Regions from separate parts of the Homo sapiens genome. Here region 2 is linked to region 1. Evidence: chromatin loops called from intact Hi-C (ENCODE). Cell type or tissue: A673. All regions are shown on one strand. Each heading gives the region's core, and the rest is flanking DNA. Links, peaks and the distances in the headings are about the cores only. Region 1 has its middle 64 kb from the start of ZCCHC2. Region 2 overlaps PHLPP1 (PH domain and leucine rich repeat protein phosphatase 1).

Evidence for each region. A loop is a pair of places that touch in the nucleus more often than their neighbours do. Peaks named below come from ENCODE experiments on the same cell type or tissue, not always from the same donor. Only the 100,000 strongest peaks of a DNase experiment are listed, where the experiment ranks them.
Region 2: it touches region 1 in a loop (11-fold over the local background); 11 of 110 quality-filtered maps call a loop at or near these places.

The regions. Positions count from the first base shown.
Region 1 is chr18:62,578,836-62,595,371 of GRCh38, forward strand. It overlaps a transcript of ZCCHC2 not described here. Among named protein-coding and RNA genes, the nearest start is that of ZCCHC2, 64 kb to the left of the region's middle. RefSeq lists enhancers at 5,365-5,424, 7,290-7,469, 7,341-7,635. In A673, for the core only: CTCF peaks have their summits at 5,681 (motif pointing left) and 7,534 (motif pointing right); DNase peaks (open chromatin) are centred at 5,666 and 7,546.
Region 2 is chr18:62,949,250-62,965,785 of GRCh38, forward strand. It overlaps PHLPP1 (PH domain and leucine rich repeat protein phosphatase 1), which reads left to right. Exons shown (of 17, transcript NM_194449.4): 13 at 9,380-9,510; 14 at 14,119-14,223. Among named protein-coding and RNA genes, the nearest start is that of PHLPP1, 240 kb to the left of the region's middle. In A673, for the core only: CTCF peaks have their summits at 8,818 (motif pointing left) and 9,025; a DNase peak (open chromatin) is centred at 8,802.

The DNA of each region.
Region 1 (16,536 bases), core at 2,852-10,851:
AGCTCCCTGCAACCTCTGCCTCCCTGGATTCAAGCGATTCTCCTGCCTCCGCCTCCTGAGTAGCTGGGATTACAGGTATGTACCATGACACCCAGCTAATTTTTGTATTTTTAGTAGAAACGGGGTTTCACCATGTTGGCCAGGCTGGTCTTGAACTCCTGACATCAAGTGATCTGCCTGCCTCTGCCTCCCAAAGTGGTGGGATTACAGGCATGAGCCTCCATGCCCGGCCTCCCAAGTAACTTTATATAGAGGTAATCTGCGTGACCACTAGAGAAAGGGGGACTGCACTCCGTGAGTTTTGAGTACTCGGCTGCGTGCCAAACACTATGGTAGCAATGAGGCAGAGTCCTTGTCAACCTTGAGCTCGTATTTCCAGTTTAGGCCTTTAGCCACTAAAAGTGTAAAGGACTCATTACTTTATCAACTTTGTTAGTGTGATTTTATTAGCCAGGCCCCTCTCTCAGTATAATGTGTACTATTTTTTATTTCATTGCTTATCTTGGCTGTAATCCAGGCTCAAAGTTTTTAAACGGTTGGTAATTTATAAGAGACGGTTGGGGGCCTGTGTGTGTTGCTCCACGCCGCCCTTGACGCAGTCCTGGTGGCCAGCACCGTCCTGGGCCTTGGCTCTTTGTCAGGAGCCATCTAATGACTGTGCCCTCTGGATCCGGTTGGGTGGGCAGTGAGTTTGAAATGATTATAAATTCCCTGATTGTTTACAGGGCACCAACTTTCGTTTTCAGCCAACAAATAATGCACCTATAGGTAACGTGTAAATCATGAACCCAGATTCACATTAACTAGCATGTCCCATATCCTTAGCTATCCCTCCCTCCCCTTCCCCCACTACACTAAGGTAACCACTGCTTTAGATTGTGTTAGTCTTTTCTTTTTTTTTTGTGAGACATGCTTTAGCTCTTGCTGCCCAGGCTGGAGTGCAATGGTGCAATCTCGACTCACTGGAACCTCCACCTCCCGGGTTCAAGTGATTCTCCTGCCTCAGCCTCTCAAGTAGCTGGGATTACAGGCGTCTACCACCACGCCCAGCCAATTTTTTTTTTTTGGTACTTTTAGTAGAGAAGGGGTTTCACTGTGTTGGCCAGGCTGGTCTCGAACTCCTGACCTCAGGTGATCCACCCGCCTTGGCCTCCCAAAGTGCTGAGATTACAGGCGTTAGCCACTGCGCCCGGCCTTCTGTTACTCTTTTACTTGTTTATTTCCCCACACACTGCTCCTAAATATACCGTTTCTTTTTGTTTTTCTTGAGCTTTATAAGGGTATCCTTTTGTGCCTAGCTTTCTGTGCCTGGCTCTGTTCATCTGATTTTATGGTCTTGATGTTGTGTTCTTATATTTATTCATTTTCCCTACCTTATGATAGTCTCATTGTGGGGAAGAATATAGATAATTTCTCCATTCTGTCAATGGACATCTGGGTGGTTTTAATTTTTTTTCTGTTACAAACAAGTCTGCTGGGAACATTGTTGTCCCTGGTTCGTGTGTACACGAGTCCTCTAGGGCGGCAAGCTGGGAGTGCAGCGGCTGGGTTGTAGGACATGCAAGTATTCAGTTTGCCAAGATTTGCAGTATTGTTTTCCAAGTGATTTACACTCACACCAGCAATGTAGTAGAGAATCCTGAATGGGTATCTAGACCCCCCTCCCGAGATGGTGTCACAGTGCTGTGGAAGGCCAGGTGGACCCCTCCCGAGACGGTGTCACAGTGCTGTGGAAGGCCAGGTGGACCCCTCCCGAGACGGTGTCACAGCGCTGTGGAAGGCCAGGTGGACCCCTCCCGAGACGGTGTCACAGTGCTGTGGAAGGCCAGGTGGACCCCTCCCGAGACGGTGTCACAGCGCTGTGGAAGGCCAGGTGGACCCCTCCCGAGATGGTGTCACAGCGCTGTGGAAGGCCAGGTGGACCCCTCCCGAGACGGTGTCACAGTGCTGTGGAAGGCCAGGTGGACCCCTCCCGAGACGGTGTCACAGCGCTGTGGAAGGCCAGGTGGACCCCTCCCGAGATGGTGTCACAGCGCTGTGGAAGGCCAGGTGGACCCCTCCCGAGACGGTGTCACAGTGCTGTGGAAGGCGAGGTGGACCCCTCCCGAGATGGTGTCACAGTGCTGTGGAAGGCGAGGTGGACCCCTCCCGAGATGGTGTCACAGTGCTGTGGAAGGCGAGGTGGACCCCTCCCGAGACGGTGTCACAGCGCTGTGGAAGGCCAGGTGGACCCCTCCCGAGACGGTGTCACAGTGCTGTGGAAGGCCAGGTGGACCCCTCCCGAGACGGTGTCACAGCGCTGTGGAAGGCCAGGTGGACCCCTCCCGAGATGGTGTCACAGCGCTGTGGAAGGCCAGGTGGACCCCTCCCGAGACGGTGTCACAGCGCTGTGGAAGGCCAGGTGGACCCCTCCCGAGACGGTGTCACAGTGCTGTGGAAGGCCAGGTGGACCCCTCCCGAGACGGTGTCACAGCGCTGTGGAAGGCCAGGTGGACCCCTCCCGAGATGGTGTCACAGCGCTGTGGAAGGCCAGGTGGACCCCTCCCGAGACGGTGTCACAGTGCTGTGGAAGGCGAGGTGGACCCCTCCCGAGATGGTGTCACAGTGCTGTGGAAGGCGAGGTGGACCCCTCCTGAGATGGTGTCACAGTGCTGTGGAAGGCGAGGTGGACCCCTCCCGAGATGGTGTCACAGCGCTGTGGAAGGCCAGGTGGACCCCTCCCGAGATGGTGTCACAGCGCTGTGGAAGGCCAGGTGGACCCCTCCCGAGATGGTGTCACAGCGCTGTGGAAGGCCAGGTGGACCCCTCCCGAGATGGTGTCACAGTGCTGTGGAAGGCGAGGTGGACCCCTCCCGAGATGGTGTCACAGCGCTGTGGAAGGCCAGGTGGACCCCTCCCGAGATGGTGTCACAGCGCTGTGGAAGGCCAGGTGGACCCCTCCCGAGATGGTGTCACAGCGCTGTGGAAGGCGAGGTGGACCCCTCCCGAGATGGTGTCACAGTGCTGTGGAAGGCCAGGTGGACCCCTCCCGAGATGGTGTCACAGTGCTGTGGAAGGCCAGGTGGGGGAATGCATGTGCAGCCTAGGTCTTTGCATCTAGAAAGAGCCCCAGAGTGGAGAGTCACCTTGGGGAAGGGGACGCAGGCTGGGCAGGAACAAAAACAGCAGTGTGTGGTTGGGGACGTGGGGGAAGGAGATACAGCCATAGTAAAGGGAAAATTATAAAAGAGTTTCAAGATTTGTGGGTACAGTAGATAAAATGGGATCAGACTGGAGAATTTGGAGTTGGTTGAATGAAAAATGGGAAGTTTCCAAGTTTTGAATAGAGGGAAAACACATTGACAGTGGTATTTGAGGAAATCCTCAGGTGGTTAAGGAAAGAGAGCCTGGAGGTTGAAAGACGGGTTAGGCATGGCCAGGAGGGCCGAGACTAAGGTGTTGGCCGTGGGAAGGTCCATTTAGAAAGGGATGGAAGAGACAGGTAGAAGGAACCTTGATGCTCTGAACTTTATTTTCCCTAGATGTAAAATGAGAATTGCTCTTTTAAATTATGGTTCAGTGGCCGGGCACAGTGGCTCACTCCTGTAATCACAACACTTTGGGAGGCCAAGGCGGGTGGATTACTTGAGGTCAGAAGTTTGAGACCAGCGTGACCAACATGGTGAAACCCCGAATCTACCAAAAACACAAAAACTTAGCCGGGCATGGTGGTGTGTGCCTGTAATCCCAGCTACTCAGGAGGCTGAGGTAGGAGAACCGCTTGAACCTGGGAGGCGGAGGTTGCAGTGAGTTGCAGTCACACCACTGCACTACAGCCTGGGTGACAGTGAGACTTCATCTCAAATAAATAAATAATGGCTCTGAAGGTTAAATAATCTATGGGAAAGGTCCAACATAATGAAATAGCACTGAGAAGCCACTCAAATTCTAGTTGAATTCAATTTTGATGAACAGGGAGATTGTAATACTATTTTAAGAGACAGGGCCAGGCACAGTGGCTCACACCTGTAATCCCAACACTTTGGGAGGCCAAGGCCTTGGGCAGATCACTTGAGCCCAAGAATTCAAGACCAGCCTGGGCAACATGACGAAACCCCATCTCTACAAAAAATACAAAAATTAGCTGGTCCTGGTGGTCTATGCCTGTAGTCCCAGCTACTCAGGAGGCTGAGGCAGGAAGATCGCTTGAGCCCAGCAGGCAGAGGCTTCAGTGAGCCCAGATCATGCCACTGCACTCCAGCCTAGGTGACAGAGTGAGACCGTGTCTTTTTTTTTTAATAAAAGGGAAGATGTGGACGAGAACAGGTTTGGGTAGGAGTGATGGCAGTGATTCTTTGGATGGTGAGGAACCTAGCAAACATAGCTCTTCATTAGACTAAGATTAGTTAATTTTGCTCTATGCACTGATGAACGATATAGAAGCTATTCCTTACCCTCGCAGATTAAACCTAGTTGGAAAGCTTGCCAGTTAATGGTATGTATGGACTGTACAGACATGCCGAGTCATAACGGTCATGATTATTCAGTACCAAAGTAAAAGTTTATGGCAAGGCAAATCTACATTTAATTTTTTATGTAAGCACTAAGAATCAAATTTTTCTGAAAAGGTTCCAAAGAGATGAGAAAGCACGGTGTAAAATACCTGTTTTCTTAACAGCACCTAGTACTTAACAGCACCATCCATTTGAGCTTGGAAGACATCTTTTTCACTTCTCCATACTGATTGCAAAAGCATTCTAAGGTTAAGGCAGTGAAACCATATGGAGGCAAGCTGTGACAATAGTTCCACCCCATGACACTCCCATAATCTTAAAAGAATAAAAAAATACTGACCCCCCCCTCCACCCAACCCCACCCCACCAAGAGGGAGGGCTCATTGATTTCCAGAGCAGTGAGTTTCGAGGTGTGAGATATGAAGAAATGGGGTCCCTGCCTGGAAACGTAGTCACGACATCTCTACATCTTCTTCTCTTTAGGGGAGGAGACCAGCTGTTAAAGGATGAGGGGCTCTGGGGTCCCAGGGCTGAGAGGCAGGTGTCAGCTCGGGGTGGAGGGAATGTTTTAACTGGAGTGCCCTCGCCCCTTCAGATGACCCTGTGCAGAGAGAGGACAGGCCAGGGCGGACAACCTTGTCTTTCCCTGGATGCTCATTAACGTATTGGCTTGCTCAGGTTGGATTCCTAGGGTCAGAATAACATCATATTTGATGTTACCGCTGCTTACAGATACAGCTGTTGTGCTTGTCCATGCAAAATTTCCCTAATTCCTAAACGCTGTCCTCTGTTGAAAAATGTAAGCCCCCTGAATTGGAACATGGGTACACATCACCTGAGTTCTGTGTGTGTATGCAAATGTTTATCAATTGTGGAAGCTTTGGAATTGGGGGTGGTTTGGGGCTTCCTCTTGTCTGTTCTGTAATGGGGGCACATCACACGTGTGGGGACCGGAGACCCTTCACGCAGTCACCTCCGCCTGCAGAGAATGCGGGCCTTGGTCACCAGAAGCTCTCAATCCCATGATCCGGTTTTGCTCTCTGAAATTTGGCGGTGGGAGTTGTGGTGAGGTGGGGGGTTGGGTGGTTCTTCATTGTTTTTCTTTTTCCTCTTGCAGTTCCAATTTGAGCCGCTGTGAAAAAGGCCTCCACCAGCCTCTCACCAGAAGAGATTGCTCATTGGAACGCAATGCCACCTGGTGGGGGACGAGGACAGTGCGAGCAAGCAGATGTTATTTCCTACTGACCTAATTTAGAGAACATTAAACGTAAGAGAGGGAACATTTGGGGTTGGAAGCCTGTGCCCAAAACCTTAAAGAGTGCAGGCAGCTGGCCATAAAAGCAGCTTGAGCAAACCCCTCATTCAGCCGTTGAAATGTGTGTGTGAACACTTTAAAGGTTTCCTCTGTGCTTTTCCTGCGTGCATTTGGTCATCACAGCTGTGAAGTGGGGTGGGAATGTTTCCCCTCGTTTTCTAGGAGAGAAATTTTGGGTTCAGTGAGACGAAGTGCTGCAGACAGGCCCATGGTGATGCTCAGGCCTCTGCTTGAAGTTGGTGCTCACTTCCTGGCACCACTTCCTGCCCCCACCAGTGCTTCTGGCAGAGCCCAGGGCAGTGGCTTTATGGAACTGTGTAAGGTGATAGGAACCCACAGGTGGAATGGCCGTGTGGCCTCTGGACTGAGGAGGGCTGGACCAGGTTGTGGGCACGCCTGGAACACACGCCACATCCTATCCCATAGCGAGGCCTCTTCCTTGTGGCTCTCGAAGGATTTGAGGACGCGGGAGGGTGAAATGTTTCCAGAGAAATATCCAGGACTTTTAGAACTAGGCTTTCAAAAGCATTTACCTGTCAGATAAATTCAAGTGGCATCAATGCAGATTTTAAATGTGTACAGATATCTCCACTCGCACGCTGAGTTGTGCTTCACACAAGTTTTGCGCACGGAGTATTCCATTAAATCTACTGAAGCAGTGGGGCAAGGAGAAAGGAGAGGTGACTGCTGATGTTTTTAAAGCTCTGACAGTCACATATAGATTGTCCCAGGTACCCCTGCTGCCCCCAAGACACTCCAAAGGCAAAGATGGATGGTGACAAAGTAACCTTCATGCAGAAACAAGAACAGTCACCCCCAACAACAAGCCCTGCTGAAGGTGAAGAATGCCACCAGGCTGCCTGGCAGTTACTGAGTGCTTATTCCTGCTAGCCTATTGGAGTCACGTCATATTTGTTACATGGTAACTTAATTGTGCCTTCCACGCCTTCACAAAATCAGTTGTACAAGAGAAGGCACCCACCACAGTCCATGTGACCTTTCTCGGTCTGATTTACATAGTGGGGATGATGACACTCGCGTTGTAGAGTAGTTGCACGATTAAACCTGGCACACAGACATAAAGCACTCAATGTCTGACACATAGTGGACTCTCAAGAAGTTTGTCATGCAGGGGACACTTGAATGCCCAGTATGGGCCAGACAGCATCAGCTCATTTCAGTCCCACAGCCCTGTGAGGGAGGAACTCTGCCCTGTTTTACAGTTAGGGAAATTGAGGCACAAAGGCTAAGAAGTCGATATCCAAGGGCACAGAATGATTGGGTGACGGTGAGCCCAGGCAGTGTGACAACAAGGTTGCTGCCCCACGCCACCTCTGTCTTTCGTGGGTATGTCGGTGTGAGGTGTAGGCAGCCCTGCACTGGCATTCAGCAGGCGGGACTCCCGGGCAGGCTCTTCTGCGAACACTCATGGGCCACCAGCCCTTTCTGGAACTTGCCTTTTTTTTTTTTTTTTACCTGAAAGCTACGTGAATCGTTGGTAAATTGGTGTAAAAATGGAACTGAGTCATCTCAAAAGTTCCTTTCAGTTCTAAAATTCTGTGAATTGAAGCCTACTTTTTCACTTTAAATGATTTATTGGGTTTACAGTTCTTTACGCTTTCTGATTGAACTGATTTGAAGTTCTTATTTCGTGTGTTGGGGAACACACCCCCAACCCGTCACAGCGTGGCCGTGGGTGGGAGATGGACGTTAGGCTGGCCAGTCACTAGGGGGCAGCATCAGCACGGGTCTGGCTGTCCCTGGCCTTAGGGAGCAGTTTCTGCCCCTCCTGCCCCGTCAGAAAGTCTCGGACTCCTCTCTGCTTGCATGTGTAAAGTTTTCATTTTCAGGGGCCTTTTAGTCAAAAAAAATAAAGCTGTATGACTTAGTGCTGAAGGATATGAATTAGGCGTAGCTCTTGGGTTGGCAGCATAAACCAAGGGGCATCAACCCACCACCGACAAGCTAAGAATGGTTTTTACATCTTTAAATGGTTGAAAAAGGAAAAAGAATGTTTAGTGACACGTGAAAAATACATGAAATTCAAACTTCAGTGTCTACAAATAAAGTGCATTAGCACACGGTCGTCTTGCTTCTCTATGTGTTGTCTGTGGGTGCTTTGTCTTATCCCAGCAAAGTGGAATAACTGGGATGGAGACGCTATGGCCCTCGAAGCCTAAAATATTTACCGTCTGTCCCTTACAGGAAAAGCTTGCCATAATCAGCCTCATCTGAAGAAAGATGCACTTCGCATTATCTTGAAGGTCCTGATTTTCTGGGAGGAGGGACTCGTGCCCTCCTTTTCGGGCTCTGCTTTCTTGGCACAGTCAGTAGTTTCTGGCGCTTAAGAAGGCACAGACGCTAAGTGGGTGCAGTGAGCCCAGGCAGTGCGCGGCACTGAGCGGTTAGGAAGTTGCTGGTTCTTATGCACAGTCATTCAGCAAACCTTGGCTGGGAGCTCAGCCTAGCGAGGGGCATCCTAGCACCAAAGATCAGAAAGAATGGGGAGGGGAATGAGGGAAGGACTTTCAAAGGGCGTGTTTTAGTTGAGCCAAGAAGGAAGAAGTGAGCTTTTCCTTAGTGAAGAGGTGAGAGATGGCAAAGGAAACAGCATCGCCCAAGGTGCTTCTGGGAAGAGTAGCTAATGGAGAGTGCGCTGGGTGGGGGAATGAAAGACTCCAGGTCCTGCTGCAGGAGCTGGGAGGCGGGGTGGTCCAGAGACAGGCAGGGGCAGGCAGGGGCTGCAGGCACCTGCTTCACCGCGGGAGGGAGCCAGGAGAAGTGGGTCCCAGAGGAAAATCTTCCTGTACACGGGCTGCATTAGTGGTACCTGAGGGCATCTGGAAGACCGTGGTTCTCCTTGCAACAGTCACCTAATGGCCTTCAGTGAAAAGACAGACTCCTTGACTCTCTCTTTCCCCAAACACATTCCTACAGAGTGGAAGTTTCCAGAGAAAACAGCCATCAAAGAAGGTTGAGAGTGAGAATTAAGAGACACTGGAGAAGATCAAGAGAATGTGCCCTGAAGACAACAACAAAAATCAATAAAAGATTTCAAGAATGAAATGGCTGTTGTGGTCACGTGCAGTAGAGATAAGGAATTATTCCTCGGGGTCACTGAAGCTAAGAAGACGGGTGCTGGGGGATGGGGGCAGCAGGGGAGGGGATGAGGGCAGGGCTGGAGGAAGACGCCTAGGCAGATGGGAGCTGTGAAGGTGGAGTTGCCCGTTGTACTTGGGGCAGGCGGAGGGTGGCCTGATGGTGTCCTTTATCCCGGTGACATGGGGGAGGCAGGCACTGAGGAGAGGGACCAACGTCTGGAACTGCTGCTTGGATCAGGGAGCCGAGGGGCACTGAGTAAAACTCCCAGCATCCCTGAGGGTCCACTGAGATTGAAACCATGGATTTGAGGTGTGGCCAATCACACAACACAGCTTAGAAATCATTTCTTTCTAATGATGTAGGAAGCCGAGGCAAGAGAAGGGTTAGGTTGATTTGGGATGGAGATGTGCGGGTTCCATACAAAGATTTTGTGTTGAGTTCACTGCCCTTGCTAATTCAATTACCCCTTTTGGGCTTTCACTTCTCCTATCACTCTCCCTGCAAACCCATTCCTATCTCTGCTACAAGTTGAATGCCTTGTTAGGGGTGCTGCCTCCAGCTCCCAGGGTTGCAAGTCTGCGCCCTGCATGCCTGTTCCCTGCAGCCACACTGGGCCCATCCCAAGGGTCCTGCTGCCTCCAGGCTTCTTGGGCCTTCACTTTTTCCAAGCTCTTGTTTTGGTGCCAGCTTCTATGTCACTGTTCCCAGACTAAGTGGGGAAGGGACTTGCCCCAGGAGTCCCAAATCTTGTCCGCAAGTCACTAATCTCTGGTAACTTACATCAATCAAACCAGAGACTGAAAAGAGTTCCCTGGGCGGGTCAGGAAAGTGGTTTTTCTACCTAGACAGTGTGTGTGCATCAGGCAGCAAGCTGAAGTTACACATCAGCAGCAAAGGCTTACCAGAAAACTCCGTTTGGACTTAATTTAGATTGTGCAAATACGAAAAGGTGAGTGGCTGAAATGTGCCTTTTACTAATGGTAGGGGTGAAGGGAGGGAGGACAGTTTGCTAAACATAGAAACATGATTTCTGGGGAAATGTTTAAACCGTTAGGACAAGGCTTATGCCTATAATCACTGGGCGGCTGAGCTGGGGGGATGGCTTGAGGCCAGGAGTTCAAGACCAGCCCAGGCGACATCACAAGACCCCCTTCTCTACCAAAAAATAAAAGCCAGGTGTGGTGCATGCCTGTGGTCCCAACTATTCAGGAGGCTGAGGCGGGAGGATTGCTTGAGCCCAGGAGTTCGAGGCTTCTGTGAGCTATGATCACACCACAGCATTCCACAGCCACAGCGAGACCCTGTCTTAAAAAGCAAACTGCTAAGACAAGTGACCTCCAAGCATTTCACAAGGATCTATTAAATAACAGATAAGTAATATTACAATTCCACTCTAGTTAACCTCTGTCTAGTTGCTAAATTTCTGAACAGAAGTATAGAGGTTATTGGCGTAGACTCAGTTTGAATCCGAAGACGACTATTTACATGCTGGGGCCACAGAGCAATGTCCTTCCCCTCTGAGCCTCAGTTCTTTTACCTGTAAATAAAAATCACAGTAGTGTCCACCCCACAGGTGTGTGCAAGGGTTAGATCATCTAAACGTGGTGTCTGGCATACAGGGAGCGCTAACACAGTCTTCTGTTTTCTCTTAAAATGTTTACTTATTCGAAACCTGCCTTCCTATTTTAGGGCTTATCAAAGTTAGAAATGCCTCCCTTCTTGGGTTAGACTGTGCCTTGTTCTTTCCTGTTAGCTGTTTTTATTTTACATACTCGTAATCGTCCTATACAATCATTCTGTATCTTATTTTTTATTAATACGAGGGATGAGCCAACATTGATACTTTGTTGCTAACCAAAGTCTATAGTTATATTAGGATTCACTCTTGTTCCGTTCTGTGGGTTTTGACAAAGGTGTGAGGACATGCATCTGCCGTTACAGGGTTGTGCAGGATAGTTTCACTGCCCCAATGTCCTCTGTGCTCCTCCTGTTCATCCTCCCTCCCCTGAATCCCTGGCAACCATTTTTTTTTTTTTTTTTTTGAGACGGAATCTCACTGTCACTCAGACTGGAGTGCAGTGGTGTGATCTCAGCTCACTGCAACCTCTGCCACCCAGGTTCAAGTGATTCTCCTGCCTCAGCCTCCCGAGTAGCTGGGATTACAGGCGCCCGCCACCATGCCTGGCTAATTTTTGTATTTTTAGTAGAGACAGAGTTTCACCATCTCTTGGTCAGGCTGGTCTTTAACTCCTGACCTCAGATGATCCACCCGCCTCGGCCTCCCAAAGTGCTGGGATTACAGACGTGAGCCACCGCATCCGGCCCACTTATCTTTTTATTGTCTGCCTAGTTTTGCCTTTTCCAGAATGTCATGTAGTTGGGATCCTGCAGTCTGGAGCGTTTTCAGGTTGTCTGCTACTGCTCGGCAGGACGCATTTCAGGTCCTCCATGCCTTTTTGGGGTTGGATCGCTCGTTTCTGGTCTTGCTGAGTAATAGAATGTTATATGGATTCCCACACCTTATCCATTCACCTATTGAAGGACATCCTGGTTGCTTTGACATTCTAGCAATTATGACTAAAGCTGCTGTAAACATACACGTGGACATAAGTTTTCAGCTCATTTGGGTAAACACCAAGGAATGTGATTGCTGGATCATGTGGTGAGAGTGTTTAGTTTTGTTAAGAAACGACCAAACTTGTCTTTCCAAAGTGTCTACCATTTTTGCATTCCCACCAGCAATGAATGAGAGTTCCTGTTGCTCCACATCCTCACTAGCATTTGGAGGTGTCAGTATTTTGCATTTTAACCTTTCTGATAGGTGTTGTCTTACAACAATTAACATTGTTGTCTTAATTGGCAATTCTAATGACCTATGATGTGGAACGTCTTTTCATCTTTTCATATGCTTATTTGCCATCTTCGGTGAGCTGTCCAGATCTTATTGGGTCATTTTCTTATTGTTGAGTGTTAAGAATTCTTTGTATACTTTGGATGCTAGTCCTTTATTAGATGAGTGATTTGGAAATATAGTATTTTCTCCCAGTTTGTGGATTGTCTTTTCATTGTCTTAATGCTTTGTTCTTTTTATTGCAGTGAAACTAAAATTTAAGGACGCTAAGGGACAGAGAACAGTCAGAGGTTTCTCTCTGTCTTTATTCTTGTTAGATGCATTGCTGGGCAGTCTCCAGTGCTGCCTCCTTGTACATTCAGCAACGGGCCGAAGGTGGGAAGTCCTCAACCCAGAGCTGGCACAGCTCCATCAGCAGAAGGCGTGGACACTGGGGGCTTTCAAGTCCTTCCCCTATAGGGACAACCAGCCACTATTCAGGGGCTGGGCCCTTGCTGACCCTTTTTATTACCTGCCCTACCCAGAGTACAGAAATTGTGACCTAAAGGATGTCCCCTCATCACATTGCCTGACCTTATTTGGGACACACGGGACTGAGCTCCTCCCTAGTGTATTTATAGAGATGTGCACATTGGAGAAGCAAGTTCCCAGGTTTCTAAACTTAGAGGCTTCAAGCAGGGTTTGCAGGTGTTGCCTCCCCCTCCCCTGTCTCCCCGTGCAAATGTGCCTTCTTTCTAGAAAGCACACACAGACCTTGGTAAGGCCTCGGTGGAACAGTAGACAGCAGTCCCAATCCTGTCTGCTTCCTGCAGGGTGGGAAGTCACGACACGGCCGTGGAAGGGAAGTTCAGCCCACGGAGGGCTTTTCCTGTGGGTCTCCAGAACGCTTCTCCCACCCTCCCCGCCTCCTGATAACGCAATGCTCTGATACTTCAGAATAGCCGAGTATCTTCTGGGGAGTTTGATGTTAAAATATGCCTGTTTCTGGCTATGTTGAAAAACGATGGCCAAGGAGGAAGTGACCTGTTCTGGAGTTTCTCTGTCCCCAGTGAAAATAAATCATTGTGCCCAGCTGGTTCGCAATCTCAGTTTCCTTTTAAATCAGACTCTCCACCTAATTGAAAGTGGAGGTGTGTTTATTCTGGCAAAGAATGGTAGCACTTCTTGATTGAAAACGTTTGGAAAGGCCCTTAAAGTCCAGTGCGAAGTGGTGGAGCACAGCTGTCACAGTGTTTCTCCCAGTGCAGTCCAAGGACCACCAACCAGGAAGCCTGTGAAATGCAGCCTCCAGGGCACAGCCTAGCCCCACTGCACAGAATGCCTGGGGCGGGCCATTCAGATGCACATTACATTAAAAAACCATTAGGTTAAAAGCACAAACTTCCGCTGGGCGAGATGGCTCATGCCTGTAATCCCAATGCTTTGGGAGGGCAAGACGGAGGATCACCTGAGGTCAGGAGTTCGAGACCAGCCTGGCCAACATGGTGAAAGCCCATCTCCACTAAAAATACAAAAATTAGCTGGGCATGATGGCACGTGCCTGCAATCCTAGCTACTTGGGAGGCTGAGGCAGGAGAATTGCTTGAACCTGGGAGGCAGAGGTTGCAGTGAGCCAAGATCGTGCCACTGCACTCCAGTCTGGGAGACAGAGTGAGAGTCCATTTCAAAAAAAAAAAAGCACAAACTTCAGAGGCCTAAAAACCTGGATTTACTTCCTGACTCTTCTGCTTTGGGGCCAATAATTACATGACTTAATTCTTATCTGCAAAGTGGTAATAATAGGGTTGTGGAGAAAACCAAGGATCAATCCATGTCTTGCTGCATATAGAAAACTTAATTCAAAATGGCTCATAGATCTAAATGTAAAAGCAAAAACTATAAACGTTATAGAAGAAAACGGGAAAAAACCTCTGTGACCTTGAGTTAGGCGAAGATTTCTTAGGTGAAAGTAAAATCCGTAAGAGTACATATTAATAGATTGGACTTCCTCAGAATTAAAACTCCGCTCTTTGAACAACATTGTTCAGAAGATGAAAAGACAAGCCATAGACTGGGAGAAAATGTTTGCATATCATACATTTGATAAAGGATTTGTATCTAGAACCTCAAAACTCCATAATAAGAAAACACAATTTTTAAAATGGGCAAAAGATCTAAGTGCTTCACCAAGGAAGAAGCCCATGAAAAGATGCTCAACATTGTTGGTCTTCAGGGAAATGCAAATTAAAACCACAGTGAAATACCTCTGCACACCTATTATAGAGTGGTTGAAATAAAAAGACCACACTAGGTGTTGACCAACATGTGGAGCAACTGGAACTCTCATAAACTTCAGACTGGAGTGTAAAATGGTACAACCACTTTGGAAAAGTTTGGCAGTTCTTAAGTTAAACATACGCCTACTATAATCCAGCCACTCTACTTTTAGGAATTTACCCAAACGAAACAACAGCATATGTCTATGCAAAGATTTGTGTAAGAATGTCCATAACAGCTTTATTTGTATTAGGCTACAAGTAGAAACAACTCAAATCTCCATCAGCAGGTGAAAGAATGGTCTCACCAAACAATGGAATATTACTCAGCAATAAAGGGAATGAATTGCTGAGACACAACATGGTGAATCTCAAAATAACTGTGCCAAGTGAAAGAAGCCAGACAAAATATGAGCACCAGACTGCATTATTCCATTTGGATAAAATTCTGGGAAATGGAAATGACAGGAAGCAGATCAGTGGTTGCCTGGGTGTAGAGGTAGGGGCATGAATGGGGAAACCACAAGGGGACACAAGAAAACTTTTGGATGTGATAGGTATAGTCACTATCTTGATTGTGGTAATGGTTTCACAGGTACATATGTCAAAACATATATATATATATATATATATATATATATATATATATATATATATATATATATATGTCTCCCCGCTCCCCCCGGAGATAGAGTCTTACTCTGTTGCACAGGCTGGAGTGCAGTGGCATGATCTCAACTCAGTGCAACCTCTGCCTTCCAGGTTCAAGTGATTCTCCTGCCTCAGCCTCCTGAGTACCTGGCATTACAGACATGCACCTCCACACCCTGCCAATTTTATATTTTTAGTAGAGATGAGGTTTCACCATGTTGGCCAGGCTGGTCTCGAACTCCTGACCTCAGGTGATCCACCCACCTTGGCCTCCCAAAGTGCTGGGATTACCGGCTTAAGCCACTGCACCTGGCCTCTTTATTTTTTAGAGAGAAGGGTTTTGCTCTGTCACCCTGGCTGGAGTGCAGCGGCACAATCAGAGCTTGCTTCAGCCTTGAAGTCCTGGGCTCAAGTGATCCTCCTGCCTTGGCCTCCCAAGTAGCTAGGACTACAGGTGTGTACCACCACACCCAGCTAAATTTTTCGTATCTTTTTTGTAGAGACAGGGTTCTACTATGTTGCCTTGGCTGGTCTTGAACTCCTGGGCTCCAGTAATGCTCCTGCCTTGGCCTCTGAAAGTGCTGGGATTACAAGTGTGAGCCACTGTGCCCAGCCAAAATTTTTAAATATTGAAATAAAATTTAAGATTTAGCTCCTTAGTTGCACTAGCCATATTTTAAGCACTCAGTGGCCACTTGTGGCTAATGGCTACTGCATTTGACACCAGCAAGAGAGAACATTTTCCTCATAGCAGAAAGTTCTGTTGAATAGTGCTAGTCCTAACGCAGGACCTCCTGTTCCAGGCTAGCAAGGAATTCTCATAAAAAGAATTTTCTTTTGGGCAAAATGTCCCTGCTGCTTTTGTCTGCAAAGCAAAATGGATGATGGGGAGGGACATGTGACAAGCCACCAGGACAGGCCATTACCAGGGGCAGGTGCACAGGTGCATGCCTGTTCCTTCAGCTGTACCATTGGGAACATGGATATTTTGCTTTCTAGTCCTGCTCCTCAAATGTAGTTCACCCCTAGGTAATCCATTTCATGTGAGGAATCTGGGGTCTTTGCCCACTTTATGTCCTGTACCTTTTTTTTTTTTTTTTTTCCTGAGACGGAGTCTCATTCTGTCGCTCAGGCTGGAATGCAGTGGCACGATCTCCGCTCACTGCAACCTCCACCTCCTGGGTCCAAGCGATTCTCCTGCCTCGGCCTCCCGAGTACCTGGGATTACAGGCACCTGCCACCATGCACGGCTAATTTTTGCATTTTTAGTAGAGATAGGGTTTCACCATGTTGGCCAGGCTGGTCTTGAACTCCTGACCTCAGGTGATCTGCCCGCCTTGGCCTCCCAAAGTGCTAGGATAACAGGCATGAGCCCCCGTGCCTGGCCTGTCGTTGTTGTTTTTGAGACAGGGTCTCACTTTGTTGACCTGGCTGGAGTGCAGTGGCACCATCACTGCAGCTTTCAACTCCTTGGCTCAGGCAATTCTTTCTACAGGCACATGCTACCAAGCCTGATTTTGTTGTTGTTGTTGTTGTTGTTGTTTTTTAGACGGAGTCTGGCTCTGTCACCCAGGCTGGAGTGCAGTAGCGCGATCTCGGCTCACTGCAAGCTCCGCCTCCCGGGTTCACGCCATTCTCCTGCCTCAGCCTCCCAAATAGCTGGGACTACAGGCGCCCGCCACTACGCCCGGCTAATTTTTTGTATTTTTAGTAGAGGCGGGATTTCACTGTGTTAGCCAGGATGGTCTTGATCTCCTGACCTCGTGATCCGCCCACCTCGGCCTCCCAAAGTGTTGGGATTACAGGCGTGAGCCACCGCGCCCGGCCTTTTTTTTTTTTTTTTTTTTTTTTTTTAAGAGATAGAGGTAT
Region 2 (16,536 bases), core at 4,801-12,800, 370 kb after region 1:
AGACATTAAAAGAAAGTGATTATTCATAGCTTTGTTACCAAAGTTTTAAAAACAGTTATTGTTTAAAAGAGCAAACAAATCTCCGTACTGAGATGTATGCTAAAATATGTTTTTAAAACACCTGAATAATTAATTATTCATGTACACCTTAAACAGACTATTTGCACCATCTAATCTTGGATAAAATTGAGCTCTGGCATTTTTTTCATTTTGATAATATCTAATGAGATCTGTAAAGTGATCATCAGGTGTTAATTTCTGTATTTGGATAGGGAGGTTATGTAAGTTATTAGTAGGAAAAATAAAATGAGTTTTTCAGAATTTTCCAGTGAGCCTGAGTGGATCATTAGTGTTATTATCCTCACCTTTGTTTAGCCCTTTCGCATTGATCTTTCAAACCCCTACCACCAGTCCAGTTTTGCTTGGAGCAGATTGTGTTCTCTTTTGGTTCTGAAACAGACAGGCCTCCCTCTGGATACAGATTAGCTCTTGATCATCTAGTAAGGAAAACAAGATCTGAGTCACACAGACGCCAGACTTGGTTTGGCTGGACCTGGACCTAAGGCCATGCTAAGGCTGCTCATGGCTGAGGAACCTCAGAAGCAGAGGTTGGATATGGCACTTGTTTCTCCTTCCACTGAACTGCATAGCAGTCACATTGGTAATATAGTAATTTTGCAACAAAAACCAAGCTATTAGTTAATAGTGACCTATTCTAAACCCTTCCCCCGCTTTTTTTGACATAGGTTCTCTGTCACCCAGGCTGGAGCCAGGTGTTCTAACCCGTTTTTGAAGTGTATTTTAAGCAGGTGAAATAAGTGTTGATACCTGCGGTGAATGAAGTTTGTAATTTGGGATTTAAACATCATGTCAGCAACTTCTTTGTCAAATTTCCATGTTCCTGTGGCTTACTGATTCTAAGAACAGCATCTTTTTAGATGTTTTAATTATCTTTAGAAGATTATTTTCATGTTTGTTCCATGCAGTAATAAACTACTTGGCTAAGTTGAGTGAACTTGTATCTAAAATCTGTGTTACCTTAACTGGGAAATGGAGTATGAAGTAGTTTTAATATGCTATACTCTTGAGGACAATGGCTATAGGAAGTTTAAAAAATAAACTGAATATAGATCAGCTCTCAATCAGCTAGAGAGAAAACCACAATCCCATAGTCACCATGTAGCCAGACTTCGCTTGGCTGGATTCCAGCAAGCCCTGTTTGTTGTTGTTCTTGTCTCTAAAGTAAAATGAAATAGAGAATATCAGCTCAATCACAAAGACACAAAGAACATGGGGAAATGGCTGGGTAGAATGGATGGAAGAAAGTGGGTTGATTCTTGGGGAAGTAGGAAATGGATATGAAGACAGGTCAGGAACCAAGTTTAGGCTTTAGTTGGGTGGCGTAGTTGACATAATAGACGTAAAAACGTCAGCTTGGCATAATGCATATCCAAAACCTGAAACCAGGAGCAGTCATTATTATGGTGCTGGAATCAAGTTAAGTAATAGTTACTGAGGAAATTTTCCAACCGTTGCGGAATCTAATGTCAATTCCTGTTTGGGACAAGGCTCGATACAAGGACTAAGGAAAGAGGAAGCAAGCAGTGTCTACTGGAAAGTGGCCATTGAAGCCACTCTGCACCCAGCCTCACCAGGAACAGACTAGCAGGAAGTTAAGACTGCATATTCTCTCTGTCTTTCAAAATTGGTGTAATGAGTTAACCCAGACTAGTTTTTTTTTTTTTTGAGTTGGAGTCTCTCTCGCTCTGTTGCCCAGGCTGGAGTGCAGTGGCACGATCTTTGTTCACCGCAAGTTCCGCCTCCCAGGTTCACGCCATTCTCCCACCTCAGCCTCCCAAGTAGCTGGGACTACAGGTGCCCGCCACCACGCCCGGCTATTTTTTTGTATTTTTAGTAGAGACAGGGTTTCACTGTGTTAGCCAGGATGGTCTCAACCTCCTGACCTCGTGATCCGCCCGCCTCGTCCTCCCAAAGTGCTGGGATTACAGGCGTGAGCCACCGCGCCTGGCCAACCCAGACTAGTTTTGTGTGTGTTTGTTTTTAACTCTGGTTTCAGCAGATCTTTCTAAATTCAAAGCCATGCCCATTCTAACAAAATATTGCATACATTTTATGGAATAGCTTATGTATCTATAAAGATGAACAATTAGTCCTTCATGAACTCATGCATTTTAGAAGGCATCTCTTTAGAGAGGCTTCTGGAGAAAGGAGCACCATGACTCAGTCCTCAGAAGAAGTGATCTGTGAGGTGGTTACTGTGGTGCTCTTCAGATCCTGAGGGCAAAGGGAAGTGCACTCACGCACCCAGAAATCTGGGAGATGCCTGGAATCACTTGTAAATTTCTTTTCAAGTCTCTTTTTCAGTCTAAAAATCATGCTCATTTTATGTTCTACTTTTTATCATTTCTCTTTTTTTTAATGTAAAAATAATGGCTCTTTCCCTTCTCAATCTGAGTAAAACTAAAGCCCCCAGATGCATGTGCCAGGCATCCTGTAACTTTGTAGTATACCATTGAGTACCCCCAAGGGCACACATAATTAATTTTTTTTTTTTTTTTTTTTTTGAGACGGAGTCTTGCTGTCGCCCAGGCTCGAGTGCAATGGCGCGATCTTGGCTCACTGCAAGCTCTGCCTCCCGGGTTCACGCCATTCTCCTGCCTCAGCCTCCCGAGTAGCTGGGACTACAGGTGCCCACCACCTCACCCAGCTAATTTTTTGTATTTTTTTTTAGTAGAGACGGGGTTTTGCCATGTTAGCCAGGATGGTCTCGATCTCCTGACCTCATGATCCACCCGCCTCGGCCTCCCAAAGTGCTGGGATTACAGGCGTGAGCCACCGCGCCCGGCCATAATCAATTTTAAGAAGTGCTGGTGGGCTAGGCACGGTGGCTCATGCCTGTAATTCCAACACTTTGGGTGGCTGAGGTTGGAGGATTGCTTAAGGCCAGGAGTTCAAGACCAGCCTGCGCAACATGGCAAGACCTTGTCTCTTTGGGGATAAAAAAAGAAGGGATGATGTAAAGAAATTGTTCAGTTTATACAGGATACATTTTCTTAAAGTCAAAATTTGCAGATAACTTAGTTTTAGTGTTTGAGGAAATTCTGTATTTGAACAAACAGAATGCTAAGGATTGTTACCCTGCTTGTCATTTTTATCACCTCAAATTCTTGCCAATTTTAAGGTTTCCCAAGGTTTCTTCTAGGCTTCCCAAATCTAAAATGCAGTTGAGAAAATCATGGAGACACTGTATGTAAATTTAAAAGGAATGCTTTATACAAGATTAAAGGTCTTTCTTTGCAGCTCCCTATAAGGTGAGGAAGTTTAAACATTAATGCACATTTCTCAGTAATTATATACAAATATGATTTTTTTAAAAAAGAGGGTCTTGCTCTGTTGCGCATGCCGGAGTGCAGTGGTGCAATCATAACTCACTGCAGCCTCAACTTCCTTGGCTCACAGGAAGCTCCCACCTCGGCTTCCTGAGTAGCTGAGACTCCAGGTGCTCAGGAGCCTGGCTAATTTCTTAAAATTTATGCGGAGATGGTCTTGCTATATTACCCAGGTGGATCTCGAACTCCTGGCCTCAAGCAATCCTTCCACAACGGTCTCCCAAAGTGCTGGAATTACAGACGTGAGCCACTGCACACAGCCATAAATACAATTTTATGTAGAATAATAGTACTACACTGTGACTCTCAGGTCTGTGTTTAGGGTAAAAGTTGAGTTCAGACTGACTCATTCAGTTAATAAACCTACTTAGTTGTATCAACATCCCACGTTAGTGATCACTTAGCCTTTTATAACACCAGGAATGTATAGTAGTTTAAGAGAATTTGACTAAAAGTTGTATATTGAGAAATAGTACATATGTGTGCATATTTATTTTACTATTAAGCTAAAATGTTCTAGTTCCTATAGCATCATAAGAAAGGGAGGCAGTGTAGACTACTTCTGTATGAGACACGATCTATAGGATCCACAGTTCATTATCTGATCCCTCTGCCTGCCCAGCCTTATCTTCTGCTCTGGGGCCCAATAGTCTCCAGCCTCAGCAACTGCTCATAGTGAGTTTCCTGATATGCCACACAAACGTTATTCTTGTCTCCTTCCTGCTGTACCTGCTATTAGCTCTCTCTAGATGTCCACCTGTTCTCACATGCCTGATTAACTTTGATTCTGCACAAAAATCTTCTCTGGAAAGGCCTCTCTGGGGTCTTGTTATCTGTCCCTGGGCTGCTATGACCTGTGCATACTTCTGCCATATCGTTGATCATACCAGCTAAAGGTGTATTGTTTATTTCCCCCCACTATCTTGGGAGTTCCTCAAGGGCAGGGACTGTGTCTGCCATCTCCATATGTCCCTGATGATGGCTTATTGCCTGCCGATTTGTAGGTCCTTAATACATTTTCTTTTGAAAGAATACTTGCATTTATTTACTTCTTATGAAGTCAGTAGGGAAATATGTTATACACTAGCAGCTTTTACCTTGCAAGGGCAAGGAAATCCAGACTGTGATTGGGATCCTCATTTTTGGAACTGACTGTGCCACTGGGGAGCACGGTGGAGGTGGTGGACTGGGGATAGTCTGCAGGAAGGAAGGAAGTAGGGTGTTACAGAATCTAGCAGCCGGTAGGTTAAGTTGCCATTTCAGGGCAGTACAGGCAGCTATTTGGCAGATGATATATAATACTTTGCTATGAACATTGATATGCCTGTTTCTTTGGTAATGTTCTGAGGAAAACATAATAAAGACAGGCTCCATGCAGCTTTTGTGATAGTTACACTTAAACTATACATCAAGTTGAATTTCTTTTTCTTTAAGATATAATGACTTTTTTATGCTCTTATCTAAATGTGTTTGTAATGATTTTCCTCTAAATCAAGAGTTCCTTCTCAGCTATGAGTTATCTCACTTTTTCTGAGGGTTGCATAATTTTTTGGGCATTCTTACCAGAATTTTGATTATAACAAAGTAATTTTTGTTAGCTATATTCTAGAATGGGCCTGAAAGAGGGAAAGATAATTTTCTTTTAGTCGTGTTTTAGCCAGATTTAACATTCTATTGAATATATTTTTAAGAAAGTTGTAGTACACTAACCATAGAGGTACATATATTAACAATATAAAGGGTCTTTTTTTATTCCAGTTTCACTCAAATATTTTCTATTTGCTTAGTGGTAACCATTATGATTCAGCCAACAAGTGTTTGTGGAGTACCTCAGCAGTCAGCCTTTGTTGAGGACTATTGAAAGAACATGACAGAGTGCTTCTAAGCGTGTTGCTCACTGTGTTAACACTGGGAGAGCAGCACCAGATACCAACATCCTGTAATTTTTTTTTCAACTTTCTATAATTTCTGTGAACGAACCTCCTTCCTGTGTGCAGAAGTATAAAAGGGTGTTTTTGCTTATCTGCCATTAAAGAAAATGGTTGCATTCTTATGTAGAAATAAACTATGATATTTAAAATGTATTAAAATTGCATTAAAATGCTATCTATTCTATGCTGAATTTAACCTAAGCACTGGTATCTCAGTTCCCATCCTAGCAGATTTAATTACTGAAACACCTTACAAGAGTCCTTCATAAACTCACTGAGAAAATGATTGTCATGTGCCAGGCAATCATTTGTTCATCCTTTTAATGAAACCATTTGTTGAACATCTACACTTTCCAGTGCACTGCGCTTAGGATATCCGGGGAGAAACAGCAGCAATCCCTGCTCTCTAGGAGGCCATAGTCTCATGGAAGAAATAAGTAAGCAGATAATTATAACAAGGGACACCAAATTGAAACAGGTTGTAGTAGAGTTGGCATTGAGTTGAGTCTTAAAAGGAATCAGGCATATTGCACCAGATAAAAAGCAAGAAAAGCATGAAGAAAAGAGTTCCAAGCACAGAGAGAAGCATGTGTTAAGGCACAGACAGATGAAAGCATGTCACATGCATGAGCTGCAGGCACTCTGGCATGGGTGGAACATGGAGTGTGAGGAAGCCAGTGTGCAAAGTTGGGGATGCCTTGTTGGACATTCTGAGGAGTTTGGTGTCGGGTTGAAGGACACCTGGGAGCAGGCTGACGGACTGAAGCTGGAGTGTGAGCAGGTGGAGTAAACCACACTGAGAAACCATCCTGACAGCATACAAGGAGTACATTGAGGGAAGCAAGACCAAAAGCAAATTTCTGGTGCAGCCAGAGCCCTCCGGGGGAAATGGGATGCAGGTCAGTCCAGGGTAGTGGAGCTCGACGGAAGGGAACCTGCTGCAGTGAATCAGAGACTCTGTCACAGGAGCCTTGGGGAGCAAACAGTCCTGGGCAGAGGGGAGGCACAGGAACATCATCTCTAAGAAGGTCTGCATTACAGCCTGCAGCATTATCTTCATAAGTAATTAGTTACCCTACTGAACTCATTTCATAATTTGATAATTTAGAGAATGAGCTAGTTTATATCTGTAGAAAAAATTTTTACCAATTTCATAAAATTCAATATTTCTGCAGAATGCCTTTAATCTTTGACCAAAGGCATTTTCTGACCCCTGAATTTTGTTGTCAACTACTTGCATCCTAAATTACTCACACTTATTAGCTCTTTATTTCCTGTCCCATCAGTGTCCAGTAGATTGTGTATATCCCCATTTGTTGTCCTGCTATGCTGATGTGTACTGACTCTGTTGGTAGCATGTCCCATTATTACCCAGTATTATCGGGTATCAGTTTTTCATTAAACTCTGGTTGACTGTTGATGTAACCATTATTTATAATTGAAAAAAACAAAACAAAGCAAAAAAGAGATGACTGTTTTCTCCAATATTTAGGTTAAGTAAATTAATGTACATCTACTAGAATTAGTATGGGGCTATTAAAGGTGGTGGTATATTAGGGCATTCAGGCTGCTATAACAACATGCCTTAGACTGGATAATTTATTAACAACAGAAATTTCTTGCTCGCAGTTCTAGAGGCTGGGAAGTCCAAGATGAAGGTACCAGCAGATTTGGTCTGATGAGGCCCCATTTCTCATAGATAGTTCCTTCCATGTATGCTTGTCAGGTGCAAAGAGTGAACAAGCTGACTGGGCCTGTTTTATAAGGCCACTAATCCCATGCATGAGGGCAAAGCCCTTATGACCTCATCTGTTCCCAAAGGCCCCACTTCTTAATACTATCACGTTGGGGATTAAGTTTCAGCATATGATGAAAATTTGTTGGGGGACAAACATTCAGACCATAGCAGATGGGAATGAAGATGGGGAAAATGGTTGCAGTAGAGTGATAGAAGAGTAAATGAAATGTAATGAAATTGCACCTATGTTTGAGATTTTTAAGGCTTTTAAAAAATATATATGAATAAGACTATAAGGAAAAAAAAACAGAATGCTAACCCTGGGTGTGTTAGGGTGGTAGATTTAAGGGTATATTTTTCTGAGCTTTTCTTTTTGCTCAGCTTTTTGTGGATAATGTGGTTATAATGCTCTCATAATAAAATATGATTATTTAGAATGGCAATATAATTTTTTTCATTGCTACTATTTGGAAGCAACTGTATGAAACATTTTGTGTGAGAGCATTGTGTTGTTTGAAGCCTATTGAAAATATATTTACCCAAAAATACAGGTTTTCATTTTACCCAATCTCTACCCTTCCCCAATCCCTACTAGATTTAAATTCTTTGAGAATTTTTCCAAATAAAAGGAAGATTTTGTCCACTTTTAAGATCCTGAAGTTCTTGAGTATAATCTCCCTCCTCCCTTTTTTTAAAGGACTGAAGAGAGAACAAAACAATTCCCCTCTGATCGTTTCTGTAAGCACTTTTGAAACTTACAATAAGGTACTAATTCAGCCAGATAATTGAATGCTCTCCACCCCATACTATATACTATATATATTCTGCATTGTTGTATCTAGAGCGCTGACCACTCCGTTTCTCTTGTGTATGCTGAGCCTTCTCCACCTAGGTTCCCTGCTCCCTGAACACAAGGGCAGCCCCTCTTTTTACAGTACACCTTATTTAAGCTTTACATCAGTTTTGTGAGAAAGGAGCTATAATTTCTACTTACAGGTAAAACCTGATTTTTTTGTAACCAACATGACCCTTTTGTGATTTTTCTTTCAAGTTAAATTAGGGAGGACCTGTTGGAGAGTCCAGATGTTGATGCCTTGAGGGTAGGATCCATACTTGACTCAGCCCCTTTTTTTTTTTGACACAGATTAGGCAGGCTTACCTGCTCATCTTGCTTTTGCCAATTTCTTATTCAGTTTCTTTTGAAATATCTTCTCATTTTGAGTGTGTGTTACCTGCCTTTTCCTCATTTTACATGTTCTTTTCTTTGTTTTTTGTTTGTTTGTTTGTTTTCTGTTTTGTTTTGTTTTTTTTGAGACAGGGTCTTGCTCTGTCGCCCAGGCCAGAATGCAGTGGTGTGGTCTCTGCAACCTGCACCTCCCGGATTCTTATTTTTTTTTTTTTGGTGAGATGGAGATTTACTCTTGTTGCACAGGCTGGAGTGCAATGGTGCGATCTCGGCTCACTGCATCCTCCACCTCCCAGAATCAAGCGATTCTCCTGCCTCACCCTCTCTAGTAGCTGGGATTACAGGCATGTGCCTGGCTAATTTTGTATTTTTAGTAGAGATGGGGGTTTCACTGTGTTGCCCAGGCTGATCTCGAACTCCTGACCTCAGGTGATACGCCTGCCTCTGCCTCCCAAAGTGCTGGGTTTACAGATGTGAGCCACTGTGCCCGGTGCACCTACCGTATTCAAGTGATTCTCATGTGTCAGCCACCTTGAATAGCTGGGATTACAGGCTTGCGCCACCACCTGGCCAATTTTTGTATTTTTAGTAGAGATGGGGTTTCACCATGTTGGCCAGGCTGGTCTCAAACCCCTGACCTCAAGTGATCCACCCTACTCGGCCTCCCAAAGTGCTGGGATTATAAGCGTGAGCCTCTGTACTCAGCCTTCTTTGTTTTTTGTTTTGTTTTAAGAAATTCCTTTAAAGTTCATTTTAATGTTTGAGCTATAGTTCTCATGGCACGGAGATTTTGTGAGCAATAAGAAAATCTATTAGGATTTTTTAGTTAATGCTTAATTTTAAACGTGGAGATAAAATTAAGTGAAAAATATAGGAAGAATAAAGAACATGGATTTTCTGTTATTCAAAGAAAATTAAAAAATTTTTTTTGCATTTAGCAAAATCTATTTTAAATGTTTATGGCAAAGTAACAGATAAGCCTCCTTTTCCACATTTGTCTAGTGTATTATAATGAATGGTCAGACTGATTTGCATGCAAAGAGTAGGAGTATAGAATTCCCTGAAGAGCTTCTCTAGACCATCTCTTTCTTGTTTGCACTTGTTCTTTTTTCAGTGTGTGGACCTGAGCTGTAATGAGCTAAGTGAAGTCACATTACCAGAAAACCTGCCTCCCAAACTGCAGGAGCTAGACCTGACTGGAAACCCGCGCCTTGTCCTTGATCACAAAACCCTGGAACTACTGAAGTAAGTATTCTGTAAAGCACTGTATCCCCATCATTGTCCACTGGCAATGGGATTCATATCTTAGTGAAAATGGGAAACAAAATATGAAGCATCATTGACTTGTTAGCTGTGTTAACACACACAACAGGATATACAAGATGCAGGGAAGCAATGAACAACCAAGATGTAACTTAAATCTCAGTAGTCACTGATAACGTGGTTGTGACAGTTAATGCAAATATTAAGGAAGGATTTTAAAAGAGATGGATGATGTAGGGAAAATTAACAGTGTAGCGCTGAAATCCAGGTTATTTAAATAAAACCAAGAATGCGGAGTAGTTAGATCCTACCAATAGTTAGATCTTCACGGTTTGGGAAAGAGGTCATTGATGCTGTTTCATTCTTGATATTGATAAAAGAATTAGTGGTTGGAGTTTTCTATGTAAAACCTTAAAGGTCTGCAGTAGGAAAGATGTCTTAATGAGAATGTTCATCATGGAACTCTAAATGTCTATTAAGAATTAAATAATGTTCCACAATTGAATATTACAAAGCCATTTAAAATTATTTAGAGCTATATTGCTAACTCAAAAGATCTTTACAGTATATTAAGTGAAAATATTAATAAAATTCACAATGAAGTTTTATAGTATAATTCAATTTTTGCATTATAAATTTGTGTGCATTGGGTATATGTACATGTGTATGCATACACACATCTAGAAAATGCCTGAAAGGATATATAAAAAGAGTTAAAGTGGTGTTATTCTCTGGATAATAGTATTATGGGTAGTGTTTATTTTCTTCTTTAAACTTTTCTGAATTTTCAGAATTTTTTGGGGTATATCAGTAGCAGTTTTAAACATTGTCATACATTAGTCATTATGCATGCCATATATGTTTATTCAATGTTGGAATATTTGTTGCCGAAAGTCATCTTCCATTATCTTAAGAGAATCAGAAAAGAACGGTAGAATTTTGGTGACTGGTCCGTTAATACTATCCTAGGCTGTAGTGCAAACCAAAGTTTGAAAAGCACTTAAAGTGATTCCTGGATAGAATTGGCCTAATTAGTGCCTAATTTGTTGGCATTTTAGTACTTGATGAGAAAATTAATTTTGATACATAGTTGAAAAACACTGCCTGAGTGTCCTGAGGAAGGCGTAGAGACCGAGGTTCTCTCCATTGTTGATCACATGTATGAAACCTCGGCCTAAACCCCTCCATCTGTCCACACCTATAAGATGAGAAAAAAAATGGCCTACGTGATCTTTAAGGTACTTTTTAAGATCAAGAAAACATGGATTATCAAAATACATCATCTTTAAACAGATAGCTTTTGAGTATTTTTTATACGTAGGATACAAAAATTTTTGAGCATTTTTTTACAAATAAAATTTAAAAATAATTGCACCAAAATTTGTTAATAAATGGAAGTAGCCACTTAGAGAAAAATTAAAGTTGCATTCTTATATCACACCAAAATCCAGCTGAAATAGTTGAATCTGTAAAATTAAATGATTTTTAAAAGTAATAAATCATATGAATATCTTCACAAGTTAGAAAAAGACTTTTTAGGCCAAGAAATGAAGGGAGTAAGTCACAAGAAAAGAAATCAGTACATGTAGATTGGTTTCAATATTTATGTCGTATATGTTTACACGTAAATATACTTTTTATACATAAAAGTGTTAAATGTCTATTTCCTATTTCAGAAACTCTCAAGAGTAGATATAAATGGCAAATGACAAACTAGGAAGAGAAATACAAAAAATAAAAGCATTAATATGCTTACTAGAAAATGTTCTTATATGATAAGAAAAGTACTCAAAATAAACCAAGGACATTAACATTTAACAGATGCAGTACAAATAGTTACATGAAAAGATGTTCAAACTTATAAGTATATCAAGCAAATACAAAATAAAATATTTGAATAACATTTCCCCCCTCAAATTGGTGCTGCTGAAGGAGTATAATTTGGTATTACACTCTTCTTAAAAGCAGTTGTCGTACGTATCAAGCTTTTTAAAATATTCACTTACTCAGACCAAAGTTTCCTATAGCAAAAAATCATAATACTCTTAAAATGTTACCTTCTGTTTAACATCTGGAAGGTTGTGGATTCTTAATGACTTGGAAGATTTTCCGTATATTATTTGCACTTTTAGAGGGTTGGTTTGTTTTATGTGAGCCGATTAAGTGCATATGAGGACTCTTCTGTGAGATTGAGCTGTGGTTCACAGAACTCTGACTCATTTAAAGATATACAAGATGGCCGGGTGTGGTGGCTCACGCCTGTAATCCCAGCACTTTGGGAGGCCGAGGTGGGTAGATCACCTGAGGTCAGGAGTTTGCAACCAGCCTGACCAACATGATGAAAACCCGTCTCTACTAAATACAAAAAAATTGGCGGGCGAGGTGACGCATGCCTGCAATCCCAGCTACTCAGGAGGCTGAGGCAGGAGAGTCACTTGAACCTGGGGGCGGAGGTTGCAGTGAGCCGTGTTACGCTATTGTACTCCAGCCTGGGCAGCAAGAGCGAAACTCCGTCTCAAAAAATAAAAAATAAAGATATACAAGAGTCAGCATTCATTTCACTTCAGATAGCTGCTCAGCCACACTGTGTTCAGCTAGGTAGAGAAGAGAAATTGCTGCTTCACTAGAAAGAATTATTTGTGTGCTGGGGAGAGGGGGCAGTTAAGAGTTATTTTTTTTTTCCTTTAATAATCAGGCTAGGAAATGGAATTATTTCTCTGAAGACTTTGTGTTCTGTAAAAATTATAAATGCCTTTAAAAATGAGCCTTCACTTTTCCCTAGACTTCAGGATGGTATCTAAGAGCCTTAGGATATGTCTTAAGAAACCTATTGTATTGCTGACTGTTTTAGATGGATAAAATGGAGTACCAGGTCATATGGAGAGCAAATAATGGAGGACTGTCCTTTTTTTTGTTAATGCCTCTTTTATTTATAGAATTGAAAACTTTGAAAAAAAGATTTAGCTCCAGCCTTATTGTAAAACAAGGTATTAACTTGATTTGGGGATTTTCTATTGACACTATGATTTATGTTTTTCAAGACAAGATGGAAAGTAAATGTTTGCTAGTAATTGAGAGTAGAAACTTTTCTTTAACCATATATTTTTAAATTTCAGAAAAATTGCCATCAGTTATTTCTAGTTACAAAGGGAATACAAGTTAGATATTGATTTACTTCTTAGAGCTTTAACTGGTTCTTAGGAAGGATATACAGTATTTGTTAGATTTGGGAGTAATGAGTACCAACAGATAATTTTAATTCTTGTGGTCATGACCAGAACTATGTAGGTGTTGCTTCAGTTGTCAGCAGATAATACATATACTTTTTCCCTTGTTTAAATAATAATGAGGGGGAAACTTAGTGGCAATTTACAAGTAAGAGGACTTATTTCACCTTGTGGTAGCCAGCCTTTTAACAGACTACTTTACATCTGTTAATGACTCCCTGTTTAGGGGCACAGAATGCTTTCTAGAGGCTGATTTTATTTTATTTTATTTTATGTTCTTTTATGTTATGTTATGTTATGTGTTATGTTATTTATTTTTTGAGACAGAGTTTCGCTCTTGTTGCCCAGGCTGGAGTGCAGTGGCACAATCTTGGCTCACCGCAACCTCCACCTCCCGAGTTCAAGTGATCCTCCTGTCTCAGCCTCCCGAGTAGCTGGAGTTACAGGCATGCACCACCATGCCCAGCTAATTTTTTGTATTTTTAGTAGAGACAGGGTTTCTCCATGTTGGTCAGGCTGATCTCGAACTCCCGACCTCAGGTGATCCGCCCGCCTTGGCCTCCCAAAGTGCTGGGATTACAGGCGTGAGCCACCGCGCCTGGCAAGGCTGATTTTTAAGAAATGCTATTTGAGAATTTGTCCCTTTAGTATTTCTGTTTTGGGTCCTGTTGGATCAATTATGGCATATGAGGGCTGAGGAGAGGTAAGAAATCTCCCAGTTTAAATACATACAGTTAACTTGTAATTTATTAAATACCCTTCATTTGCTTTGTAATTTTACATATATGTTTTATTTTATGATATTAGTCTTAGCATACTTGGCTATACCCGTGAGGAGAGTATTGGAAGCTCCAGGGAACTGCAAGTCCATGATAATATTTGGAGGGGTTATATGGACAGAAATTGGATTTGGAGATGAATATTGCAGAATTCTCTCACATCATCTAAATGCAGTATAATTGTGGCTTAGGTGTTTTGTTGTTGTTCTTTCTGAGTATTCATGGTGTAAGAATACACCCATCCTATTACTTAAGTTTTGTTTTCTCATGCCAAGGCTGAGAGCTGTCCTTGTCATTCCCAGGAGAGAGCAGTCATCTAAAGTGGAATGTGTGAAAGTCTCTAATAGCTGCTTTACGATGCTCATTAAAACTAATTTTCGTGCTCTGTATATATGCCCCTCAGTTTTCATTACAACGAGTAGCTGGTTCTTGTTGCTGATAAGTATTTCAGACACATTAAACGCAGTAAGAAATGGTAAGTACAGAGTGTTTAACAGGTGTATTTTTTATTTCTTGGATAAAGGTAGCAATTTGCACACATTTGGTTTTAATGATTCCTGTTCCCTCCCTGTTTCTCTTGTTAGTAATATCCGCTGTTTCAAGATTGATCAGCCTTCTACAGGAGACGCTTCCGGAGCCCCAGCTGTATGGAGTCATGGTTACACTGAAGCTTCGGGGGTAAAAAACAAGTAAGTCAGATGAAACTTTAGAGGAAGAAGTGCCTCCTGCCTGTCTCACTCCTTTAGTTGGGTAGAAAGAAACTCAGTGCTGTAGCACACACTTTTCTCATGTAAAATTTCTTTGAGTATTGCAAGTTTCCCCAGAGTGAGGCTCCCTCACGACTTATGTTTGAACATTAAGGGAAGGCCCTGTTTGGAATCACATAGTCTCCCTTAGTAGGAGACGTTGCTAGGATACAAGGTAACTGACACATTATATCTATGTAAGACTCCAGTGTTTAGAAAAGGCCTAAGTATTGAAATGCATCCCTGCTCCTTTGAAAAGCTCCTTTATCTTCCTCTGACGCTTGTTTACCAAGCAAAACAGAGATAGTATTAAAGGAGAAGTAGCTTAATTGTGCATATTTAAGATCACTCATGTTATTGACTATGGAGCTGTTTTTACAATCTAAATTAGCTTGGCAGCAGTTTGATGTCCATTGTCTGTAATGTCATCTGCTTGTCTTGCCACCAGGACTTGCCCATCTTAATATCTTTTTCTTCTCCATTTTCCCCACCCTTCCCTCTCTTAGATACAGATATTGATTTTTCCTGAAAAATGTAACCAGGCTTTTCAGGCTTGCTTGTATTATATGAAGAGGTGCTAATAATTAGTACCTAGACAGGTAAAGAATCCTGTAAATTAGAACGGCCATAATTTAATTAGCTGAAGTATAAGAACACAGAAGTATTGTAAGGAAGAACAGAAAGTGGAGGTAGATCTAATAATAGCTAACATTAGTATTCAACCCTGGGCACACATTAGAATCAGTAAGGTAAGGAAAGTTTTTAAAAAGTCTCCCAACCTAGACTCATTAAATCAGAATGTTTTAAAATCTCCCCCAGGTGATTCTAGTATGGGTCTAGGCTTGAGAACCACCGACTAGCTGAATACTCTTCATAGAAAATAAAAGGTTTGGAATTGTTGCTGCCATTCTGCCTGCTTTTCTTTGGAACAGAAAACAGCATCAACTCAAATTCTGGATCTGACACATTGATCTTTTCCCCTTTCCCTAAGGTGTCATTTGGCCTTGTGCTCTCTAGAGAAGAGTTAACAACTCTGTTCTCTTTGCTCAGAAAAGGCAGAATAACCCGAGGAGGTGTGCCTCAGTTCTGCCTGGGCTCCAGCTACTCCCTCATTTCCATGGACTTTGCACAGTATGTCATTGTGTTGGGACAGAGGAGAATTCATATATTCTTTAGAGCACTCAGAGTTTCTTTCTGGAGATCATTACTTTTTAGATCAAAGGATCTTTTATGTCTTCCTTACAAACACCAGTAAATGAAACTGCTCATTTCTGAACACTAATGTGAAATCTAAGATTAGTTTTTAAATATCTCTGTATATTAATATCTAATATCTACTCGTGTCTTAATGGAGCAAGTAACCAATTAGATCTGGGTGGGCTTTTGGGCATAATTCCCCCTTCCACAATTGTGTCACATAGTACCATTTGTGTACAGCAAAGTGCACTGCAACCCTTTGAATTCTTGCAAAGTGAACACACCTTCAGACCACCACCTGTATCCAGAAATAAAAAATGAACAGAGTCATTGAAAGAGAAAAATAAATAAATAAATACAAGAAATAGAAAATGGACAGCATCCCAGTAGTCCCAGGCTATGCTTGGCCCTCCCTTTATATTTTCCCTTGCTTTTCTTACCCTTTGGTTTTGCCAATAAAAGTTTCTCGAGAGGTTTTTGTTTGTTTTTTGGTGTTTTTTGTTTTGTTTTTGTTTGCATTGTCAATAGTTATTTAAACACAGAGTTTGCTGCTTGCCACCTTAAAAGAAGGGGAAAACTGGTTGTCCTCTCTCCGAATCTCAATAGACATCTATTCTCTTCTCTCCCTCCCTCCTTTTCTCTGAGGTGTAGTATTGCCTTCCTGTCAGGTCATTTCAGATCCTTTGGGGAAACCCAAGAGGGAGCTACAGTTGGATAATCAGCCTCTTTTTTTTTTTTTTTTTTTTTTTTGAGATGGAGTTTCACTCTTGTCGCCCAGGCCGGAGTGCAATGGCGCAATCTCGGCTCACTGCAATTTCTGCCTCCCGGGTTCAAGTGATTATCCTGCCTCAGCCTCCCAAGTAGCTGGGATTACAGCGCCCACCACCATGCCCGACTAATTTTTGTATTTTTAGTAGAAACAGGGTTTCACCATGTTGGCTAGGCCAGTCTTGAACTCCTGACCTCAGGTGATCCACCTGCCTCAGCCTCCCAAAGTGCTGGGATTACAGATGTGAGCCACTACTCCCAACCTAGCCTCTTCTTTAGGTTAAAAACCAA